Regions from separate parts of the Homo sapiens genome. Here region 1 is linked to region 2. A link is an interaction called in ENCODE POLR2A ChIA-PET data of the cell type or tissue named here. Cell type or tissue: OCI-LY7. All regions are shown on one strand. Links, peaks and the distances in the headings refer to the core of each region. The heading gives the core; the rest is flanking DNA. Region 1 overlaps CCDC62 (coiled-coil domain containing 62). Region 2 overlaps ABCB9 (ATP binding cassette subfamily B member 9).

Region 1 (8,330 bases), core at 261-8,260, 120 kb before region 2:
TGTATGATATTGTTTTAAGATATTTGTTTTTGTTGGGTTTTCTTATTCTTAGTGAGCTAATTGCCATCCAAGATTCCCACTCTTTGGGTTCTTCAAAATCTGCCTTGAGAGAAGATGAGACGGAGTCCTCTTCCAATAAAAAGAACTCACCTACGAGTTTGTTAATCTACAAAGATGCACCAGCATTCAATGAAAAGGTTCGTATTTTGCTTAGACATCCCCAGCTTACTCAAGCCAGGCCTCTCACCAGCTTTTAATGCTTCTCTAGCAACCACTGTTAGCTTGCTTATTTTGGCTATTCCTCCGTTTTTTTTTTTTTTTTTTTAATTCTAGGATTTTAAGATGCTTTTAAGGCAATCCTTTTATTTATTTTATTATTTTGTGTTTTGTTCTGTTTCTTTGAGACAGGATACTCAGTCACCCAGGCTGTAGTGCAGTGGTGCAATCGTGGCTCACTGCAGCCTCAACCTACTGGGCTCAAGTGATCCTCCTGCCTCAGCCTTCCAAGTAGCTGCAACTACAGGCACATGCCACCACGCCCAGCTAATTTTCTCATTTTTTTGTAGAGACAGGGTCTCAATTTGTTGCCCAGTCTGGTCTTGAACACTTGGGCTCAAGTGATCTTCTTGCCTTGGCCTCCCAAAGTGTGCTGGGATTATAAGTGTGAATCACCGTGCTGGGACTATTTTTTTCTTTCGAGAAAAATTGTATTTTTTTTTTTTTTGGCAACTTGATATATGTTGGTTGTAAAAAAAAAAAGAAAGAAAAAAGAAAAAGAAAAACAAACCACAAGAACAATACAGAAATATAGATATCACCTAACTGCTTGGTCTCAGCTGCCCCTTCCTCCAAATACACAACCCCTGGCAGTGTCTAGAGAGACCCAGGTGACACGTTGGTGGGCTTGCTTACAGATTTCTCTATCTGCAGAGACATGCATACAGACTAATGTGTGGTAAATGGGATTTCATTATATGAGAAAATGTGTGGCAAGGTACAGTGCCTCGTGCCTGTAATTCCAACACTCTTGGGGGCCAAAGTGGAAGAATTGCTTAAGCCCAGGAATTCAGGATCAGCATGGGCAACATAGCAAGACCCTGCCTCTATTTTTTGTTTCAATAAAATTTTAAAAACATAAAAGAGGAAAACATCGCCAGGCGCAGTGGCTCACGCCTGTAATCCCAGCACTTTGGAAGGCCGGGGTGGGCAGATAACCTGAGGTCAGGAGTTCGAGACCAGCCTGACCAACATGGTGAAACCCCATCTCTACTAAAATAAAAAAATTAGCCAGGTGTAGTGGCGGGTGCCTGTAATCTCAGCTACTTGGGAGGCTGAGGCGGGAGAATCGCTTGAAACCAGGAGGCAGAGTTTGCAGTGAGCCGAGATTGCACCATTGCACTCCAGCCTGGCAACAGAGTGAGACTCTGTCTCAAAAAAAAAAAAAAAAAAAGGTAAACATCTGACATCTATGATTTACCAAGATACCAGGGTGGCAAATTGAAATCTTCATCCCACTAATGGGATTACAGGCACAAGGCACTGTACCTGGCCAGACATTTTCTTGTATAATAAAATCCCATTTACCACACATTAGTCTGTATGTGACAGACTAATAGTGACACATTCATTACACCCAAACCCCTTTGGAATTCTTCCTCTGCCCTGTGCGTCCCTCCCTATTCCCAGACAATCACTCACTAATCTGTCTTCTGTAACCCAGATTAGTTTGCCTTTTCTAGAATTTTATATAAATGCATTCAAACTTTTGTGTCCCTCTTGTTTCTTTCACTCAGTGTAATTATTTTGAGATTAACTTATGTGACTGTGTATATAAATAATTCCTTTTTGTTGCTGACAAGTATCCTATTGTGTGGATATATTAGGTTGATGCAAAAGTAAGTATGGTCTTTGTCATTAAAAGTAATGGTAGGCCATTAAAAGTAATCCCAACACTTTGGGAGGCCGAGGCAGGCGGATCACTTGAGGTCAGGCGTTCGAGACCAGCCTGGCCAGCATGGTGAAATCCCCTGTCTACTAAAAATACAAAAATGAGCCTGGTGTGCTGGTGTGTGCCTGTAATCCCAGCTACTCAGGATGCTGAGGCAGAAGAATTGCTTAAACCCGGGAGGCAGGGGTTGCAGTGAACCAAGATCGTGCTACTGGACTCCAGCCTGGGTGACAGAGCGAGATTCAATCTCAAAAAAAAAGTAATGGCAAAAACCGCAATTACTTTTGCACCAACCTATTACCACAGTGATTTAGCCATTCATTTGTCAGTGGACATTTGGGTTGTTTCTGGTGTGCTAGATAATACAAATAAAGCTGCTTGCATATTCATGTATCATAAGTCTTTGTATAGACACATTTTTTTTTCGTTTATCTAGGAATGGAATGCTAGCTAGCTCATATGGTAGGTGTATATTTAACCTTTTTTTTTCTTTTTTTAGAGACAGGGTCTCACTCTGTCGCCCAAGCTGGAGTGCAGTGATGCCATCCTGGCTTACTGCAATCTCAAACTCCTGGGCTCAAGTAATCCTCCCACTGCAGCCTCCCAATTAGCTGGGACTGTAGGCATGAACCATTATGCCCAGCTCATTTTTACATTTGTTGTGGAGATGTGGTCTTGTTATGTTGCCCAGGGTGGTCTCAAACTCCTTACCTCAAGCAATCCTCCTGCCTCAGCCTCCCAAAGTGCTGGGGTATATTTAACATTTTAAGGAACTGCAAGATGTTTTCCAAAGTGGTTATACCAGTTACATTCCCACCATCAGTGTGGTGCTGATGCTCCGGTCCCAGCTGCTCCAGATTCCAGTCAATACTTGCAATGGTCAATTTTTAAATTCCAGACATTCTAATAGGTATGAAGAGGTATCTCAGTGTGGTTTTAACTTTCATTCCCCTAATGACTAACAATGTTGTGCACCTTTTCACACGCTAAACCACCATCTATTTATAGCTTCGATTTCAACTGATAGAGAAGTTCTAGCCAGTTATTCAATCCCAAAGAGACGCTATTCTTTATGTCTGTGTAGAATATCCCTTCTTTAATTACTTCTCCAGATTTACCTCCTCTCTGCACTATGCGAACAAAACACTTATCAGGCCATCAGGCCGGGCGTGGTGGCTCATGCCTGTAATCCCAGCACTTTGGGAGGCTGAGGTGGGCAGATCACCTGAGGTCAGGAGTTGAAGACCAGCCTGGCCAACATGGTGAAACCCCATCTCTACTAAAAATACAAAAATTAGCCAGGTGTTGTAGCTCGTGCCTGTGGTCCCAGCCACTCAAGAGGTTGACGTGGAAGAATCACTTGAGCCCGGGAGGCGGAGGCTGCAGCAAGCTGAGATTGTGCCATTGCACTTCAGCCTGGGCGACAGAGCCAGACCCTGTCTTAAAAAATAATAATAGGCTGGGCGTGGTGGCTCATGCCTGTAATCCCAGCACTTTGGGAGGCTGAGGCGGGTGGATCACCTGAGGTCAGAAGTTCAAGACCAGCCTGGTCAACATGGTGAAACACCATCTGGCTATGGCGAGGTGCCAATGACTTTCTTCACAGAATTGGAAAAAAATACTTTAAAGTTCATATAGAACCAAAAAAGAGCTCGCATTGTCAAGTCAATCCTAAGCCAAAAGAACAAAGCTAGAGGCATCACGCTACCTGACTTCAAACTATACTACAAGGCTACAGTAACCAAAACAGCATGGTACTGGTACCAAAACAGAGATATAGACCAATGGAACAGAACAGAGCCCTCAGAAATAATACCACACATCTACAACTATCTGATCTTTGACAAACCTGACAAAAACAAGAAATGGGGAAAGGATTCCCTATTTAACAAATGGTGCTGGGAAAACTGGCTAGCCATATGCTGAAAGCTGAAACTGGATCCCTTCCTTACACCTTATATAAAAATTAATTCAAGATGGATTAAAGACTTAAATGTTAGACCTAAAACCATAAAAACCCTAGAAGAAAACCTAGGCAATACCATTCAGGACATAGGCATGGGCAAGGACTTCATGTCTAAAACACCAAAAGCAATGGCAACAAAAGCCAAAATCGGCAAATGGGTTCTAATTAAACTAAAGAGCTTCTGCACAGCAAAAGAAACTACCATCAGAGTGAACAGGCAACCTACAGAATGGGAGAAAATTTTTGCAATCTATTCATCTGACAAAAGGCTAATATCCAGAATCTACAATGAACTCCAACAAATTTACAAGAAAAAAACAAACAACCCCATCAACAAATGGGCGAAGGATATGAATAGACACTTCTCAAAAGAAGACATTTATGCAGCCAACAGACACATGAAAAAATGCTCATCATCACTGGTCATCAGAGAAATGCAAATCAAAACCACAATGAGATACCATCTCACACCAGTTAGAATGGCGATCATTAAAAAGTCAGGAAACAGCAGGTGCTGGAGAGGATGTGGAGAAATAGAAACACTTTTACACTGTTGGTGGGACTGTAAACCAGTTCAACCATTGTGGAAGACAGTGTGGCGATTACTCAGGGATCTAGAACTAGAAATACCATTTGACCCAGCCATCCCATTACTGGGTATATACCCAAAGGATTATAAATCATGCTGCTATAAAGACACGTGCACACGTATGTTTATTGTGGCACTATTCACAATAGCAAAGACCTGGAACCAACCCAAATGTCCAAAAATGATAGACTGGATTAAGAAAATGTGGCACATATACACCATGGAATACTATGCAGCCATAAAAAATGATGAGTTCGTGTCCTTTGTAGGGACATGGATGAAGCTGGAAACCATCATTCTCAGCAAACTATCACAAGGACAAAAAACCAAACACTGCATGTTCTCACTCATAGGTGGGAATTGAACAATGAGAACACTTGGACACAGGAAGGGGGACATCACACACTGGGGCCTGTTGTGGGGTGGGGGGAGGGGGGAGGGATAGCATTAAGAGATATACCTAATGTAAATGATGAGTTAATGGGTGCAGCACACCAACATGGCACATGTATACATATGTAACAAACCTGCACGTTATGCACATGTACCCTAGAACCTAAAGTATAATAATAAAAAATAAATAAATAAATAAAAAGAAATTAAGTTTCCTTTTTTTTTTTTTTTTTTCAGACGGAGTTTCACTCTTGTTGCCCAGGCTGGAGTGCAATGGCACGATCTCGGCTCACCGCAACCTCCGCCTCCCAGGTTCAAGCGATTCTCCTGCCTCAGCCTCCCTAGTAGCTGGGATTACAGGCATGTGCCACCACGCCCGGCTAATTTTGTATTTTTAGTAGAGACGGGGTTTCTCCATGTTGGTCAGGCTGGTCTCAAACTCCCAACCTCAGGTGATCTGCTCGCCTCAGCCTCCCAAAGTGCTGGGATTACAGGCGTGAGCCACCGTGCCCGGCTGAAATTAAGTTTTCTTAAAAAAAAAAAAAAATCAGGTGGTGGCTCATGCCTGTACTCGCAGCACTTTTGGAGGCTAAGGAAGGGGGATCACCTAAGGTCAGGAGATCGAGACCATCCTGACCAACATGGTGAAACCCCGTCTCTACGAAAAATACAAAAATTAGCTGGGCGTGGTGGCACATGCCTGTAGTCCCAGCTACTCGGGAGGCTGAAAGGCAGGAGAATTGCTTGAACCCGGGAGTTGGAGGTTGCAGTGAGCTGAGATCACGCCACTGCACTCCAGCCTGGCAACAGAGTGAGACTCCATCTGCAAAAAAAAAAAAAAAAAAAAAAAAAAAAAAAATTCAGTCTAGGCCCCTTTAAGAGCAATTGGCAGTGACTAATTTTCATGCCAAACTTCACATCCCAAAGTTGAAATTTAATAGGAATAAACGAAGGCACATACCCACATATTTTTCAAGGCTTATAAGCCTTTAATGTTGTCCTATTTTGCAAGTATTTTGACATGCTAAATACAGCATTGACAAGTTGGTTGAGGAGAGTTAACCAATGCCTAGGATTCTTTTATCGCATGGGTGTTACTTCATTAGCTGTAGTAAGTTCTGTTTAAGTCAAATTATTTAACTGAGTAGGTTCTAAGAAATAAAGGGGGCTGGGTGCAGTGGCTCACGCCTGTAATCCTAGCACTGTGGGAGTTCGAGGCGGATGGATCACTGGAGGTCAGAAGTTCAAGACCAGCCTGGCCAACATGGTGAAACCCTGTCTCTACTAAAAATACAAAATTAGCCAGGTGTGGTGGCGGGCAACTGTAGCCGCATCTACTCGGGAGGCTGAGGCAGGAGAATCACTTGAACCCGGGAGGTGGAGGTTGCAGTGAGCTGAGGTTACACTATTGCACTCCAGCCTAGGCAACAAGAGCAAAACTCCGTCTCAAAAAAAAAAAAAAGAGGCCGGGTGCGGTGGCTCACACTTGTAATCCCAGCACTTTGGGAGGCTGAGGCAGGCAGATCACGAGGTCAGGAGATTGAGACCATTCTGGCTAACGTGGTGAAACCCCGTCTCTACTAAAAAATACAAAAAAAAATTAGCCAGGCATGGTGGTGGGTGCCTGTAGTCCCAGCTACTTGGGAGGCTGAGGTGGGTGGAGCTTGAAGTGAGCCGAGATGATGCCACTGCACTCCAGCCTGGGTGACAGAGCGAGACTCCGTCTCAAAAAAAAAAAAAAAGAAAGAGAGAGAGAGGGAGGGAGAGAGAGAGAGAGAGAGAGAGAAAGAAAGAAAGAAAGAAAGAAAGAAAGAAAGAAAGAAAGAAAGAAAGAAAAGGAATGAATTTAGTTATTCTTATTCTACTATTTGATGTCCAGCTTTGCTTTGTAACACCTAAAGACAAAGAAATATTCACAGGTGATCGGGTGTAGTGGCTCACGCCTATAACCCCAGCACTTTGGGAGGCCGAGGCAGGAGGGTAACTTGAGGCCAGGAGTTCAAGACCAGCCTGGGCAACATAGTGAGATCCCACCTCTACCAAAAAAAAAATTGCTCGGTGTGGTTGCACACACCTATGGTCCCAGCTTTTCAGGAGGCTGAGGCAGGAGGATCACTCGAGCCCAGGAGCTTGAGGCAATCAGCTGTGATTGTGCCACTGCACTTCAGCCTGGGCGTCAGAGCAAGAGAAAGAAAAAAGAAAACAATATTCCTAGGTAGTTAGCATTTGTGTTTGTAAACCTAAGCATTTAAAGGTGCCTCTTAATTTCCTGTAGGCTTCAATTGTGTTACCCTCCCAGGATGATTTCTCGCCCACGAGCAAGCTCCAGCGTTTGCTGGCGGAATCTCGTCAGATGGTGACGGACCTGGAGCTGAGCACACTGCTGCCCATCAGCCATGAGAATCTCACTGGCAGTGCCACAAATGTATGCGTTTCATTTTCTCTTGACTATATTTGTCACATCCAAACACACCACTGAACACCAGTGTGCAAATATCACCGGCAGGGCGGCCTTTCTGTTAGAGGGAGAGTTTCTGTGTCTCTAGGGAGGAAAGGGAACATGCTTGTTTTAAGGAGGAAAAAGTTACACTTAGATGTCACTGGACCCAAACTTCCTCTTTCTAATGATCTGGGGCATATGAAGATAAATTCTTGGGGACTTTTTTCTTGGAGGGGGCGGGTACAGAGTTTTGCTCTTGTCGCCCAGGCTGAGGTGCAGTGGCACGATCTCAGCTCATTGCAACCTCCACCTCCCGGGTTCAAGTGATTCTCCTGCCTCAGCCTCCCAAGTAACTGGGACTAAAGGCCTACTCTACCATGCCCGGCTAATTTTTATATTTTTAGTAGAGACAGGGTTTCACCATGTTGGCCAGGCTGGTCTCAAACTCCTGATCTCCAGTGATCCACCCACCTTGGCCTCCCAAAGTGCTAGGATTACAGGCGTGAGCCACCACGGCCAGCTGGAAATGTTTTAAAAAACCAAATTTTATTATAGAAAGTTTCAAGGCCGGGCGTGGTGGCTCATGCCTGTAATCCCAGCACTTTGGGAGGCCGAGGCGGGTGGATTACCTGAGGTCAGGAGTTCAAGACCAGCCTGACTAACATGGAGAAACCCCGTCTCTACTAAAAATACAAAATTAGCCGGACATAGTGGCACATGCCTGTAATCCCAGCTACTCGGGAGGCTGAGACAGGAGAATTGCTTGAACCCCGGAGGTGGAGGTTATGGTAAGCCGAGATTGTGCCATTGCACTCCAGCCTTGGCAATGAGCAAAGCTCCACCTCAAAAAAAAAAAAAAAAAAAAAAGAGAGAGAGAAAGAAAGAAAGAAAATTTCAAATATGCACTGAAGTGGAAAGAATGGCACGGTCACTCACCTTTGACCACCATCGATTTTATCTTACCCCATCCATACACGTTTTCTTTGGAAGCATT
Region 2 (8,330 bases), core at 143-8,142:
CAGGGACCAGGGGCAAGATGCAGGAAGCGGTGATCCATGGGACATGGCAGGTCGTCTTTCAGTGCTGCAGGCCTGGGCTCGGAGGGCAGCTGGGGGCCTCCGTGGGCACATCTGCCAGGCAGGCACCGGGTCCTCTGCCCCACCGGGAGAAGCAGGGGCCCCCCATCAGGCCTTGTGACTGCCGTTGGCTACAGGCTCGTTGTGGCCAGCTGTGAAGTCTGCGGCGGGCTGAAGCCCCAGCATCTGCCGCTGCACCAGCTTGGCGTAGAGGCCGCCCTGGGCCAGCAGCTGCTGGTGGGTGCCCTGCTGCACTACGCGGCCCTTGTCCAGCACCACAATGAGGTGCGCGTGCTCCACGGTGCTCAGCCGGTGCGCGATGATGAGTACCGTGTGCTTCTGCAGGTTGCCATGGATGGCCTGCTGGATCTGCGGGGACAGTGGGGGCCTGGCTTGCATGGCACGGACGCCCCACCCGCAACCGTGCTTCATGCCACGGCCTATGGGCTGATGCTTAACCTCTCTGAGGCTCAGTTCACAAACGATGGCCAGCTTCCTGGGTTTTTCTTAAAGGGAGACAGCTCAGGGCCAGACACAATGAGGCACCTGGTGAATGGGGGATCAGCTCTACCCTGGCCCTCCAGTCTTCTGGTCCTTCCCTTCCCCCTCCTTTTTTTTTTTTTTTTTTTTTAAGTCTTGCTGTCACCCAGGCTGGAGTGCGGTGGTGCGATCTCAGCTCACTGCAACCTCTGCCTCGTGGGTTCAATCGAGTCTCACGCCTCAGCTTCCCAAGTAGCTAGGGGATTACAGGTGCCCGCCACCATACCCAGCTAATTTTTGTATTTTTAGTAGAGACAGGGTTTCACCATGTTGGCCAGACTGGTCTCGAACACCTGACTTTGTGATCCGCCTGGCCTCGGCCTCCCAAAGTGCTGGGATTACAGGTGTGAGCCACCGCGCCTGGCCTTCCTTGTTTCTTATCTGCCTTCCCCACTGGAATGGAAACACCATGGGGACAAGGGTCTTTGTCTAGTTAGCCCACGATAACCCCAGAATGGTGCCTGGTGCCTGGTGCCTGAGAAGAGCTCAGTAACTCTCTGTGTAACAAATGAATCAATCCGCGCATAGACTGAGGTTGCTAGCCATCTGCAAATACATGACTGGGCCCACCTGACCAGTGAGAATGCGACTCAGAGGGGAAGCACTAGCTTGAGGTCACACAGTTATAAACTGTAGGACGGAGCTGCTAATCCAGGTATCCCCATTCTGTTTTTTGTTTTTGTTTGTTTGTTTGTTTTTTCAGATGGAGTCTCACTCTGTTGCCAAGGCTGGAGTGCAGTGGTGCAATCTCGGCTCATTGCAACCTCTGCTTCCCAGGTTCATGCTATTCTCCTGCCTCAGCCTCCCAAGTAGCTAGGATTACAGGCACCTGCCACCATACCTGGCGGACTTTTGTATTTTTAGTAGAGATGGAATTTCACCATGTTGGCCCGGCTGGTCTTGAACTCCTGACCTCAGGTGATCCACCCGCCTCGGCCTCCCAAAGTGCTGGGATTATAGGCATAAACCACTGCGCCCAGCCTTTTTTTTTTTTTTTTTGTAGATGGAGTCTCACTCTGTCGCCCAGGCTAGAGTGCAGTGGCACAATCTCAGCTCACTGCAACCTCCATCTCCCGGGTTCAAGTGAGTCTCCTGCCTCAGCCTCCCGAGTAGCTGGGGTTACAGGCATGCACCACCATGCCCAGCTAATTTTTGTATTTTTAGTAGAGACAGGGTTTCACTGTATTGACCAGGCTTGTCTCGAACTCCGGACCTCAAGTGATCCACCTGCCTTGGCCTCCCAAAGTGCTGGGATTATAGGCATGAGCCATCATACTGGGCCTATTTTATTTTGTTTTGTTTTGTCTGTTTGTTTGAGCCAGATGGAGTCTGGCTCTGTCGCCCAGGCTGGAGTGCAGTGGCACAATCTCGGCTGACTGCAACCTCCACTTCCCAGGTTCAAGCAATTCTCCTGCCTCAGCCTCCCAAGTAGCTGGGATTATAGGCATGTGCTACCACACCTGGCTAGTTTTTGTATTTCTAGTAGAGATGGGGTTTCACCATGTTGGCCAGGCTGGTCTGCAACTCCTGACCTCAGGTGATCCACCTGCTTCGGCCTCCCAAAGTGCTGGGATTACAGGTGTAAGCCACCACTCATGACCCAGGTCTCCCCATTCTGATGCCTTCTCTTGCCCCACACCATACAGCTCTGCCTGGAGCCTGGAGGCTGGGTCCAGAGTGGCTCCTGGCTCCCCACTCTCAACACCAGGAATTCACCAGCCCAGGAGGCTGATAGTCTGGGAGAGCTCCTGGGGCCCGTCTCTTCTCAGCATCCATCTGCTGGGCGATGGGGGCTCTGGCCACCTGGAGCCGCTCCTGCCCCCGCATTGCCCACCACCCTGTGACTCACCAGATACTCGCTCTCGGCATCCAAAGCGCTGGTGGCTTCATCCAGGATGAGGACTGGGGGGTTCCGCACCAGAGCCCGGGCCATGGCCACCCGCTGCTTCTGGCCACCTGACAGCTGGGCGCCCTTCTCCCCTGTCTCTGTATGGTGGAGGCACAGAGACAATTTAGCAATGGGTGAGGCCGGGCAGCACCGGGGAAGAGTGAGAGGCCCTGCCCTGCAGCTGTGGAAAGGGCGGGCTGGAACCCACAACTTGAAAGCTCATGAAATGATGTTCCCCCCACCCAACTCATAAGGGGCATGCAGATTAAGCCTACATGCAAATTGATAGCAAGTTACCAATTTTCACTCATTCATTTGGCAGAAACCCAAACATCTGATAGCACACAGTGCAGGTGAGGCTGCAGGGAGACAGGCCCTCACCCGTCCTCCTGGAGAAGGGGAGTTGGAGCGAGCCCCATGGCTTGAAGAGCTGCAGCAATAACCCTGGGTCTATGAGTCTGTGCAGTGCAAAGGTTGTGTGTATTCACCACAGATGTGTGGCCTGTGGCCCCGCAAGCCCACCTGGACCAATTTTCCCCATGGACCGACTTCCTCCCATGCACAACAATATAGACACAGGTCACCTGTGACCCACAGCGCTGTTATTGCAAAAAATAAAACAAATAGACTCAAATGTCCATCAATAGGAAATTGAGTCAATCAATTATTATTATTTTAGAGACAGGGTCTCACTCTCTCACCCACGCTAGAGTGCAGTAGTACAATCACTGCTTACTGTAGCCTCAAACTTCTGGGTTCAAGCAATCCTCCAGCCTCAGCCTTCTGAGTAACTGAGACTACAGGTGCATGCCACCACACCTGGCTAACTTAAAATATTTTTCTGTAGAGGTGGGGTCTCACTACATTGCCCAAGCTGTTCTCAAACCCCTGGCCTCAAGCGATCCTCTTGCCTTGGCCTCCAAAGTGCTGGGATTACAGACGTGAGCCACTGCACCTGGCCACGCCACCAGTTCTTTATTATTTCATTTTTCTTTCATTGAGATGAAACTGACATAACATAAACATAACCATTGTAAAGTGAATAATCCGGGCTGAGCACGGTGGCTCCCAGCACTTTGGGAGGCCAACCAAGGTGGGCGGGTCACAAGGTCAGGAGATTGAGACCATCCTGGCTAATATGGTGAAACCCTGTCTCTACTAAAAATACACAAAATTAGCCGGGTATGGTGGCACATGCCTGTAATCCCAGCTACTCGGGAGGCCGAGGCAAGAGAATCACTTGAACCCGGGAGGAAGAGGTTGCCGTGAGCCGAGATCGCGCCACTGCACTCCAGCCTGGGCGACAGAGCGAGACTCCATCTCAAGAAAAAAAAAAAAAGTGAATAATCCAGTGGCATTTAGTGCATTCACAATGTTGCACAACCACCACCTCTACTGAATTTCAAAACACTATTCTAAAATAATATATATTTATTATATCAATTAATTACTAGAACTACTTAAGTTCATATCGAGGTAATTTTTTTAAAAATTAGTGTATTTAGTATATTTTAATTTAAAAATTCTTTTAAATTGACAAGTAAAAATAGTTTGTATTTAATGGTGTACAACGTGATGCTCTGAAATACATATACACTGTGGAATAGCTAAATCAAGCCAGTTAACATATACATTATCTCACATATTTATCACTTTTTTAAAGAGAGAACACTTAAAATCTACTCTCTTAGCTATTTTCAAGTACACAGTACACTGTTACTAAATATAGCTGGCCAGACACAGTGGCTCACACCTGAAATCCCACCACTTTGGGAAGCCAAGGCAGGCAGATCACCTGAGGTCAGGAGTTCAAGACCAGCCTGGCCAAAATAGTGAAACCCCGTCTCTACTAACAATACAAAAAAAAATTAGCAAGGTGTGGTGGTGGGCACTTGTAATCCCAGCTACTCAGGAGGCTGAGGCAGGAGAATCGCTTGAACCTGGGAGACGGAGGTTGCAGTGAGGCAAGATTACTCCACTCTACTCCAGCCTGGGCGACAGAGTGAGACTGTCTCAATTAAAACACAAACAAACAAAAAACTATAGTCAACAGGTCTCTTGACCTTATTCCTAAGGGAAAATTTTTATCTTTTGATCAACATCTCCCCAACCCCCCTATACATTGTATATATTTAATTATTGAAAAGGGGCTATTCGTGTGGTTCAAAAATCTAAAAATACAGGCTGGATACAATGGCTCATGCCTGTAATCCCAGCACTTTGGGAGGCAGGAGGATTGCATGAGCCCAGGAATTTGAGACCAGCCTGGGAAACATAGCAAGACCCCGTCTCTACAACAAAAATAAAAAGTGGGGTGGAAGGATGGCTTGAGCCCAAGAGGTTGAGGCTGCAGTGAGCCGTGATCACGCCACTGCACTCCCACCTGGGTGACAGAGCAAGCCCCTGCCTCAAAAAAAAAAAAAAAACTAAAAAAACTAAAAATATATAAAACTCTAAATAATGAAAAGTTTAAGTTCTTTCTTCAGTTCCCTCCTGCTCCCACCAAAACGTCTTTCATTAGTTGCTTACATGTCCTTGTCTAGTTTCTTTATGCAAATATGAACATGTTATTTTTATCTCCCCAGTCCTTTAATAGGAAAAAAAAAACCCAGCTCCTTATGCTCTGCACCTGGCTCTTCTCACTCAGCATCCTATCTCAGTGACCTTTCCATACTGCTATATGGAGAGCTGCCTCCTCCTCTGCCTCCACCTCCTCCTCCGCCTCCACCTCCTCCCCCTTCTTCTACTTCCTCTTTTTCCCAGCAGCATAATATTCCAGTGTATGGGCTTCTATAATAATTTACTTAATAAATATTTTGCTGAGTCACAGCACAGTGGCTCATGCCTGTAATCCCAGCACTTTGGGGATTGCAGGAAGATTGCTTGAGCGCAGGAGGTTCGAGTCTGGCCAGGGTAACGTAGCGGGACCCCATCTCTACAAAAAAAAGAGCAGGTGGCAGGGGGCAGTGCTTAACTCAGAGGGTTATGTCCCTGAGGGTGACCCTGTGGGCCCAGGAGAGGGGCCACCCCCAGCTCCACACCTGTGCTGTAGCCGTCCTGGAGTTCCATGATGAAGCCGTGGGCATTGGCCTTCTGTGCGGCCTCCACCACCATCTCGAAAGGCACAGTGGGCAGGCCGTAGGAGATGTTATCCGTGATGGAGCGGGCGAACAGCACGGGCTCCTGGCTCACCAGGGAGATCTGGGGAGGAGGGAGCATGGAGCATGAGAGGCCAGGAATGTGTTCATCCAGCTGTCCCCAGCAGCCTTGCTGCCTGGGGCCTGGAGACACCAGCAGTCTCAGGCCTGAAACCTGATCAGGGCCCAGTGACTGCACTGAGCTGCCTCTCTTCTTCCCCAACAGTGACTCCCGCCTGTACCCACAAGCCCTCAGCCTCCCCTAATCAGCAAACTGGGGCCTGCTACATTTGCTGCTCTGGGATAAGCCAAGTTCCCTGACCTCTAAGAGAAAGCTCACTGGCCATCCCTGTCCTGAAAAAAAGAAAGAGGGATAGAATATAGAATGTTGCTGTGAATGAGTCTGCTCATCTCAGGAAGCAAGAGGCCACAGCAGGGCTCCAGGTCACACAGACTGCCCTGGCGGTGGTCCCCTCCCTTCTAAGAGAACAATTTAAAGGAGCTATCATCTCTAGATTCCAGTTTCAGGAATCTGGGCCTACAAAAATAATAGTATGGCCAGGCCTGGTGGCTCATGCCTGTAATCCCAGCACTTAGGGAGGCAGAGGCAGGAGAATGGCTTTAGTCTAGGAGTTCAAGACCAGCCTGGGCAACACAGAAAGACCCCATATCTACAAAATGAAAAAAATATATAGTATGGAAGATATCATTGCAACACCATAAGTAGCAAAAGTTAATTAGTTAATTAATTAAATTAAAATGGAAACAATCTAGGTGTCCATAAATGGGGATTGGTTAAATAGTGACAGTGCATCCTTAAAACTGAATTGTAATAGATACATATACACAGCATGATTCTATTTTTGTTTAAAAAAATTATAAACGTGTACCTTCATATATTGATATATTTCTATAAAGATAGGAAACACATTGAAAAGGATATTTACTAAACTGTTAACACTGGCTACCTCCATGTGGTGGAATTCAAAAGGTAAGGTGGAGGGGAACATTCATGTCTTAGTTACAAGATTCATTACAACTATGAGAATATGATTAGCTTGTAGCATTTTATTGTTTTATGTTTATAGAAATTAACATTTTAAATTTAAAAATAGAGGCCAGCCATGGTGGTTCACACCTGTAACACCAACAGTTTGGGAGGCTAAGGTGGGAGGATGGCTTGAGCCCAGGAGTTTGAGATCAGCCTGAGCAACACAGTGAGAACCCGTCTCTACAAAATAATTAAAAATTGGCCAGGTGTACACGGTGGCTCATGCCTGTAATCCTAGCACTTTGGGAGGCCGAGGTGGGCGGATCACCTGAGGTCAAGAGTTTGAGACCAGCCTGACCAACATGGAGAAACTCTGTCTCTACTAAAAATAAAAAATTAGCTGGGTGTGGTGGTGCATGCCTGTAATCCCAGCTACTCAAGAGGATGAGGCAGGAGAATCACTTGACCCCTCGAGGCGGAGGATGTGGTGAGCTGAGATCGTGCCATTGTACTCCAGCCTGGGCAACAAGAGCAAAACTCCATCTCAAAAAAAAAAAAAAAATTGACCAGATGTGGTGGTGTGCACCTATAGTCCCTCAGGAGGCTGATGTGGGAGGATTGCTTGAGCCCAGGAGGTCGTGGCTGCAGTGAACCATGATCACACCACCACATTCCAGCCTGGGTGACAGAGTGAGATCCTATCTCAAACAAAAAGTACATAAATAGTCCAGGCGCCATGGCTCACTCCCAGCATTTTGGGAGGCCAAGGCGGGTGGATCACTTGAGGTCAGGAGTTCGAGACCAGCCTGGCCAACATGGTGAAACCTTGTCTCTACTAAAACTACAAAAAATTAGCCGGGTGTGGTGGTATGTGCCTGTAGTCCCAGCTACTTGGGAAGCTGAGGCAGGAGAATCGCTTGAACCCAGGAGGAAGAAGTTGCAGTGAGCCGAGATCATGCCACAGCACTCTAGCCTGTGCGACAGAGCGAGACTCCATCTTAAAAAAAAAAAAAGAAAAGAAAAAGTACATAAATAAATAATTAAGAGAGGCTATTCATGAAGGAAAACCAAATGGCCAATATATGAAAAGGTGTTTAATATCTTCAGTCATCAGGAAAACACAAAAGACCACAATAAGCTACCACTACATTCTCACCAGTTAGCAAAAATTCAGGACTGACAATGTTAGGTGTCTGAGAATCGAAGCGTGGTACCTACTGCAAAGTGTGAACGGCTCTGCCCAGGGGGCTCTTCTAAAACTTTGGTGAGCAGCAGCCTGGTGGCCTCCCACTTGGCACCATTTCACAACAATCTACCTCTGGTTACATGCACATGGTGTGGGCAGATTTCACAACCCATGGCCCTCACCACCATCTCGAACTTGGCTAGGAGTTCTGGAATCTCTGTGCCAACACTCAGGCTTTCACATAATTTATGTTGATGATGTAAACGGTGCTCCCTTAATAGTTTATATTTCTTGGACAGTGCACAACCTGAGCAACCATCCAGGGCATCCCTGCTCTTAGGCCAGCACAGGGACAGGTGTTATGGTTCCTTTCCTGAAAGGATTACTAAAAACTGTCCAGTCATGAATAGCCTATTTTGAGTACTGGAGATGACCTAAATGTGGAACAGCTGAAACTCTCCTTCACTGCTAGTAGAATGTAAATTGTAAAATGTAAATTGGTATAACCACCTGGGGATAGCTGTTGTGACA

What was found. Peaks named below come from ENCODE experiments on the same cell type or tissue, not always from the same donor. Only the 100,000 strongest peaks of a DNase experiment are listed, where the experiment ranks them.
Region 1: POLR2A ChIA-PET joins it to region 2 with 10 read pairs; 7 of 35 experiments call an interaction of 5 or more read pairs at or near these places.

What each region holds. Positions count from the first base shown.
Region 1 is chr12:122,806,099-122,814,428 of GRCh38, forward strand. It overlaps CCDC62 (coiled-coil domain containing 62), which reads left to right. Exons shown (of 13, transcript NM_201435.5): 10 at 53-197; 11 at 7,172-7,321. Among named protein-coding and RNA genes, the nearest start is that of HIP1R, 25 kb to the right of the region's middle. RefSeq lists a silencer at 6,139-6,314 and an enhancer at 7,500-7,579. In OCI-LY7, for the core only: no CTCF peak of the experiment used is centred there; a DNase peak (open chromatin) is centred at 7,423.
Region 2 is chr12:122,929,746-122,938,075 of GRCh38, forward strand. It overlaps ABCB9 (ATP binding cassette subfamily B member 9), which reads right to left. Exons shown (of 12, transcript NM_019625.4): 10 at 5,527-5,686; 11 at 2,447-2,583; 12 at 1-426. The coding sequence ends at 166. Among named protein-coding and RNA genes, the nearest start is that of ABCB9, 33 kb to the right of the region's middle. RefSeq lists an enhancer at 173-673. In OCI-LY7, for the core only: no CTCF peak of the experiment used is centred there; a DNase peak (open chromatin) is centred at 5,106.